Linked DNA regions of Homo sapiens: region 2 is linked to region 1. A link is a contact called in ENCODE Hi-C data. All regions are on one chromosome and are shown on one strand. Each heading gives the region's core, a stretch centred on a gene start or an enhancer-like site at or near the end of the contact. The rest is flanking DNA. Distances are from core to core; before and after follow the strand shown. Region 1 holds the start of LINC02834 (long intergenic non-protein coding RNA 2834). Region 2 holds the start of LINC02872 (long intergenic non-protein coding RNA 2872).

Region 1 (3,656 bases), core at 647-3,146:
CTGAGGCAATGCCTCTCACAAACCCCAGCCCAAACCTCCCTGGAAGAGCAGGCAGGACAAACCAACTCTGGGCTGTACTAGTTCATGCCAGGACTCAAGATTCCCCCCTCCACTCTTAAGATGATTGTATGAGACTCACCAATCCAGCTAAACCCACAGTTCCTTGTCTTTTAATCAGTGGTTAACAGAGTGTGGTCTCCAGACCAGCATCATCAACATTGCATGGGAACTTACTAAAGAGTAAATTCTCAGGTCTGACCTCAGACTTCCTGAATTGGAAATCCTGGAGTGGGGGAGGGGGCTCAGTGATCTCTGTTTTAATAAGCCTTCCAGGTGATCCTGATGTCCTCTCAAGTTTGAGAACTACTGTCTTCAGCCCTTTCCTGGGTAGAAGCCCTCCTGCTTCGAGTTCATTAAACACGGGGCTCCCCCCTCAGCCCCATCACCTTGCCTGGGAGGGGAACCATCTCTGGAAGTACATTTGCATTTCACCTCTAGGCATGGGCTGAAGACCTACTAGCTCTTCCCCCCAACCCCCAAGCCCTCGTCCTATATTAGTTTAGAGCTTTGATTGTACCTTTATTGTCAGCTCTATTTATTTACTTTTCTTTTTTGGTGGCCATTGATCCTTCAGTGGGCTAACTCACCCAGGCTGGAAGCAAACTTAATTTGGGAGAGTCCAATTTTATCAAATGTATCACAGAATCTGTTTTTGAGCTAAAATGAAACTACGGCTATAATTCACCAAAAGTTAGTTAGCGTTCTGTCCTGCAGTTATTGCAAACCAAGTTGCCTGCCAGATTTCTTCAATACTCTGGGGTTGTTGGAAATAGAATTTCATGCGTTCCCACCTTAGGAGTTGGTGGAAGCCAGGTAGGGGCCTCAGATTAATGTCAGAATGTCCACTTTCATCTATGATTATGACAGTGTTGTTGCTGCCCTTGCTGGAAAAATCTCGTTGTTAGCTACATCTCTCCAGAGCCAGATGGAAGACTGCTTTGGTATGTGAGAAAGTTCTCAAAGGAGAAGGCAGAGACCCTTCTGACAACTTGAATGAGCTCTGCTGTTTTCCCTATCACTTCCTATCCCTTTCCTTTCAGTTCTAAATCTGTTGTCCCTTTTCCTCTTTTGCTGGCTGATCCCTTTTGGCTCACCCTTTAGAGATGGGCTTCGGAGTTCCTCACTTCTGTCCTGTCTTCATTCTCCACTCTGGGAATGTACTTTCGTTCCCACATCTATACCTCTGAACCTGAAGGTTCCACTCCCTGCTGGGCTATTACCACTGGGCCATCTCATCAGAGAAGAGATGAGGGCTTCCACCAGCCCCTAAGGTGAGAATGCATGAAATTCTATTTCCAACAACCCAAGATTTTTGAAGAAATCTGGCAAGTGACTTGGTTTGCAATAATCTCAGGACAGAACACTAACTTTGGGGAATTATAGCCATGGTTTACATTTTAGCTCAAAAACAGATTCTGTGATACATTTGATAAAATTGGACACTCCCAAATTATGTTTGCTTCCTTAACTTCACTAAGTGGAGCCTTTGTTTTCAAGTCCCAGCTCTTCCTCTTCTCATTGTCCATTTTATACACATTGGCATGACTTCAACTACTCTTCCCCTCTTGCTGTGTGTCTGCCAGTCAGTCAGTTATACATAGTTTATCCCCATTGCACATCATATCTCTGCCCTCTTGCCACTGCTTGGCCTCAAGCTGTGGGCAATTCTTGTTTATGTTATCACAATAACCTTTCAGCTGTTCTCTGTCTCTCTAATCTCTTACTAAATTAGCGTGCTCTACATACCACCACAAATGATCATCTTTCTAAAACGCAGATTAGATATTTCTTTCTCCTTGTTGAAACATGCCATGGCTTCCTATGGCCCTATAAGGGAATAAAGTCCCAGATCCTTAGTAGGTGCTCAAAGTTGACACGATGAGGCTGCTCAACCTACCTTCATGCCATTGTGACACGTAACCTCCATGAAGTAGCCTGTTTCCTGAGCTGTTGCACATTTGTATCTGCCTATTTCTTTTCTTATGTTATTCCCTGCACATTACCCCAGGCCACTCTTCTGCTTGTCAAAACTCTGCTCATTAATTAAAGTTTACCTTAAAATATTACTCACAATATTTTATTCACAAGGACACAATATGTGTCCCTTTCTCTGTTAAATTATTCCATCTGTTGAACTTCCCACTGAATTTGGATACACTGTGATTGCATTCATTTAATCTTACTTTTCTATGAGTTTGTCTTTTTTACTAGATTGTTCATCTCTGGGTAGCTTAGGTGTCACTTTGTCCCCTAACTGCTTTGGATGTTTCTGCATCCACTCTTAGGTTGGTGGAAGTCTGAGGCCCTCTCTAGATTTCTGCTGAATATGGGGAATGTAAGCGTGTGTGTGTGTGTGTGTGTGTGTGTGTGTGTAACACGGGGGGCCACATTCTCCTGACTTTCTCTGCTTATCTGACTTTGTTCACTTGTTGAGTTTGATGGCATCATTTTGTTCCCAATAAGAAACATCTTTGCTTCCATAATGAGGAATGTACTTATTTCTCACACTGAGGTCTCATGAGTTTGATAGACTTTCTAGAAAAAGAAAATTGTTGGGTGAAGCAGTCATGGGGTGACCACATCATTGAGTTCTCAGCCTTCCACCAGCGGGAGCTCTGCTGCCTCCTTCCCCGTCTCTCCCTCCCAGCTTCACTTCCCTCCCCTCGCAGGTGGTCTGGGACCTGCAGTTGGTGACATTTCAACTTTCAGGACAACTTCCCTTCTCGTTAGCCTGGGTGCAGGAGGAGCCTGTGACACTCAGAACGCTTACCTTTTCCAAGACTCTGATAAAAGAATTTTACTTAACACAGTTGCTTCTTAAAGGAAATCCTGGTGTCAGCTGTGAAGATCCTCACATTGTCTCTTTCTCAGAGCAGCACATGTGTATTCTCACATTTTTGGTATAATGTTGCCAAAGACATTCAGAAAACAAATAATTGGCTGCCTGCCACTGAATGCTTTTCTCTTTAGAGAGGGAATCCCAGGAAAGGTAGAAGTTGATGGCGCCCGATATGGACTCTCCAGAGGGTCTTTGGGAAATGATACAGATCTAACTGCAGAGGCAAGTGTCCAGTGCTGTGGAATGAAGGGCCTAAAGGTGGTGTGGTGGTGACAGTGTGTCTGAGGTCCCCGGCACCACTGGGCATGTCCTATGACTGTTGCTCCTGTGGCTGGATCACAGCTGCTCTCTGCCTTCCTGGGTTCCTTCCAAGTCTTGCTCTCTAGCTGTCTCACACATTTCCCAAGCTTCCCTCTATTTGTCTCATAAGTTCTTTCTTTCGGTGCCCCTTTTTGTTGTTTGCCACCAAAAGCCCAGACTGGTACAAAAGCTTTGCATATGGTTTATGCTGAAAAATATCTTTAGAGGAATCTAGTGAATGCTTAAAATTACCAAAATTATAAATTATAATTTCTTTTATCATTTGGGTAGTATGAACTTGACCAACATTATCCCATGTTTTTCCTCTGTCCCCATGTTTAATCCAACTATTTCCATGTTTTAGTCTCTGTGAATTTAAGGCTAAAGTAATTTTTTTTTTTTTTTGAGACAGTTTTGCACTGTTGCCCGGGCTGGAGTGTAATGGCGCAATCTTGGC
Region 2 (3,634 bases), core at 527-3,026, 440 kb after region 1:
CCCCCAACAAGCCCCCAAATAAAGTGAATTTCCAACATGGTGTTTGCATTGCTAATTGATGTCTACCTGCAAGATTTTCCAAGTGGAAGGTACAAAGGGAGACGGCAGGTCTCCAAAAACAGATCAGGGCTCCCTAGCCTTTGTGTGTCACCTGTTTCTAAACAGCACAATTAGAGCAATAAATGCTGCAGCCCCGTGTTTGGCCTGACGGGATGATGACCCTGCGGCTCAGCAAGGCCACGTATGACAGACTAACTACTTGAAAAAGGACTCTCTTGAGGGTTACTTAACACAGTCACCTGTTGATTTATGAACACGCACACTCACACATACCTTGTCTCACCCTTTTAATCATATCAATTTGCTGCATCTCAGCAAAAGAAAAAAAAACCGAAACCACTAATTACTCACAAATAAGTCAATGGCAAAGCTCCACATCTGCTCAATCTGGATGGATGAAGTTTGTAAACCACTAACACTTCATTTTCCCCTATTTTGTAATGAATTTTTAATTACATAAGAAATAAGTGAATTCATTCTCTTCTGAAATATTAGGACATTTACTCAAAAGTGCCTTTTGACCACATTCTCCAATTTCTATCCCTCTGAACCCTCCCCTTGGATAGTTTGGGGTTTGGGGATTTAGCCTTGCAGTCCTTTTATATATGGTCTATAGTAGCCTATAGTGCAGCACAGAGAGCGGTATTTCTTCATGAGGGTTTTTCTTGTTTTTCTTTTCTTCTTTCTCTCTCCCTCGCCCTCATTCTTTTCTTACATAAATGGTTTCATACTGCAGTTTCATTCTGCAAATTGCTCATTTTTTTTTTGAGCCTTATCCCAGGCTAGTTCAACTAGATCACTTTTATTTATTTTAACTGCTGTATACAATTCCATCATATAAATACAGCACACACACACTTTACTTATTCCCTGTTTGATTCCCTGTTGATAAACAATCCAATTTTTCACCATCACAAGCAATGCCACCACGTACATAGTCATATCTGACAATCCATGTCCACATGTTCCTCCCACCCAGGCACACCAGGTCCATTGCCACCACACTGAAATGTCAGGCAGCTTGACAATCAAGTCACGTGGTGCCTGGGTCTCAGTTCTCCGCGTTCTGGAACTCGGTGGAGCAGGGCTCTTAGGGTCTTGTGGCCACCTCACCGGGTCAGACTCTCCCCGAGGTGGGAGGACAAGCTAATAGGAGAAACAGGGCCATTTCTTCACCCAACCACTCAGGCTGCCAGACTCATTTTCAGATTCAAATGCAAAATTTCATTATTTCCCCTCAAACCTAAAACCCCACCTAAAGGCGGTTGAGTATTTGGCATTCCCTCTACATTGATCCTGGCTGAGGAGGGCCCGGGGGACTCAGGTCTGAGGAGGACACGTTTTCCAAGGCGGCCCTCCTTCCAGTGCTGCCAGGAGAGGGAAAAGGCACTCAGGGAGTTTTTGCTGGAGATAAGAGCAATTTTTGAAAAAAAGGTAGTAAGGCAGGAGGTGGAGTCTGCCACGGGTCTCTTTCAAACTTGCTACTTTCCATCCCGTTAATACAATCCCGGCCCTGTTTCCCGGCCCCGCGGCCATTGCAGAGTCATGAAGTCATCGCAGCTGCGCCTGCAGCCAGGCGGGAACGGGAACGGGAACTGGCTGGCCGCGGTCCCTTCTGTCCCCCGCCAGCCGGAAATGTCCGCGCGCTGAAAAGCAGACGCTGCCTGCCCGGGGAACGGCGAGAGAGAGCGAGAAAAAAAAAAGCCTGAAGGCGGCGCGGCAGCCAGCGAGAGGGGAGAAACAGATTCACACCCAGGGGCCTCCGGGCAGGGCCCACGGGACTCAGGCCGTGTCCCGCTTGGAATGTGGAGCAGGCGCGGCCTCGGCGTCAGCAGAGCTCCCCTGCATCTCCTCCTGGGGGTGTGGGGGCCGAGTGGGAGAACTGGCGGACAGAGGAAAGGGGCCTCGCTCGCAAGGCCCGGGCGGGGAGGCCTGGCCTCCTGCTCAGTCGGTGCAAATGGAAAAAGAGACGTAAGTGCCAAGTCCCAAAAGAGCAAGTCATGGGCCCCGGCTTTACAATCTGTTTCATGAGTTATTCCTCCAAGCATGCCTGGCAGTCGAGTTTCTTCATTAGTGCTGCAGCAAGCAGATGGGAACATGAGCGCCCGAGAGCATGGAGGCCTCGCAGGCAAGCAGGTGGCAGCCCCCAACATTCTGGGCAGGCTCTGGGGTCGAGGGAGCACGTTCTGATGCTTAAATAGCCTCACCTTTTATCCTGACTGGGGTAGTCCTGTGTGGTGGTTTGGTGCCCGTTTTACACCTAGACCCTCTCTCTACCCCTTGACTCGCTCTCTACCCCTTCATCCATAAGTAATGTCTGCCTCCGCCTGATCCCAGGCTGCCTTTCTGGGGTTCCAGAGACGCTGGTTGTGATGAGCAGCAAAGGGCCTCACTGTCTAAGTCGCCCAGCAGTTCCCTTGTCCTCGGGAAGGCTGCATCTTAATGGAGACCAGGAAAGGTAATGCAGGGATGGAGTCTGGATGAAGACCTGCCAAGTTGCGAGGAAGGTGGAATGGCATAGACACGGCGTTCCAAGCAGCCAGGGTTAGCCAGTCAGCTTTCCCAGTGATAGAAACCTTGTAGGCACTTTATCCTGTGACCCCAACTGTCCTCCTCAGGTGTCAACTTCCTTTCCATTACCATTAACTCCTCTTATTCCAACCACAGCTGTTGTCAACCCTCTCAAACCTCTGAAAAACAGGATAAAAGCCCCAGTGGGTATCAAAATCTCTGCCTTGAAATCCTTTTGAAACAAAGATTGTTATTGAGGGAGGTTTTCAGAATGAAGAGGAGGCTGCTGCCGTCTGAATGTGATGGTATTATTAGGAGGTGGGGCCTTTGGGAAATGATCAGGGCATGAAAGTCCTCATGAGTGGGATCAGTGCCCTTATAAAAAAGGCCCCAGAGAGCTGCCTTGCCCTTCCCACCATATGAGGACACAGGGAAAAGGCACCTTCTATACAAACCAGGAAACAGACCCTCACCAGATGCTGAATCTGCTGGTGCCTTGCTCTTGAGCTTCCCAGCCCCCAGAACTGTGGGAACAAACATCTGTTGCTTATTAGCCACCCAGTGTATGGTATCCTGTTAGAGCAGCCTCAGATGACTAAGGCGGCAACTTTCCATCCCCATGTCTGCAGGCCTCAGCCCCCCTCCCACGAGCATTCTCTTCCTTCTTCATGAACATGGGATTTTGTCGGTCCCCCATAGTCCCCAATCCCTCTAGCACTTTGGTTTCATAATGAAAGACATAAGAGGAAAGAAAGATCGCAGAGAAGCAGCACATGGAAACCATCCTGTCTGGAGCAGAGGAGCGAAGAGAGAGGACAGTCTGGGGTAAGATGTTGCTGAGGAAACCCAATTGGGCTGAGGAGTGGCTGGGCTCACCATCTTCCCTTCTTCTGTCTCCCCCTCCGTGGGACAGTGCTGCTCCCCGTGTCCAAGGTCAGGGACAGGGGACAGGGTGGGATTGCCACTTGGGCAGTGTCAAAAAGAAAATAGAAATTCCTGAGGAATGGCTGAGATTGACATGAAAGACAGCCCTCAAGTGGCCCCCACACATCCCTTTTGGGAA

The links. Hi-C counts contacts between places; a loop is a spot of excess contacts on that map. Pooled maps may share reads with other maps.
Region 2: a map of ascending aorta shows a loop between it and region 1 (2.6-fold over the local background). The contact joins the promoter of LINC02872 here to the promoter of LINC02834 in region 1. A Hi-C loop is called at or near these places in 1 of 168 maps with a recorded cell type or tissue (ascending aorta) and 1 of 50 pooled maps.

What each region holds. Positions count from the first base shown.
Region 1 is chr9:86,706,409-86,710,064 of GRCh38, forward strand. It overlaps LINC02834 (long intergenic non-protein coding RNA 2834), which reads right to left and starts at 1,897. Exons shown (of 3, transcript XR_930070.3): 1 at 1,807-1,897.
Region 2 is chr9:87,146,868-87,150,501 of GRCh38, forward strand. LINC02872 (long intergenic non-protein coding RNA 2872) reads left to right here and starts at 1,777. Exons shown (of 2, transcript NR_161226.1): 1 at 1,777-2,031. RefSeq lists enhancers at 1,380-1,888, 1,889-2,396.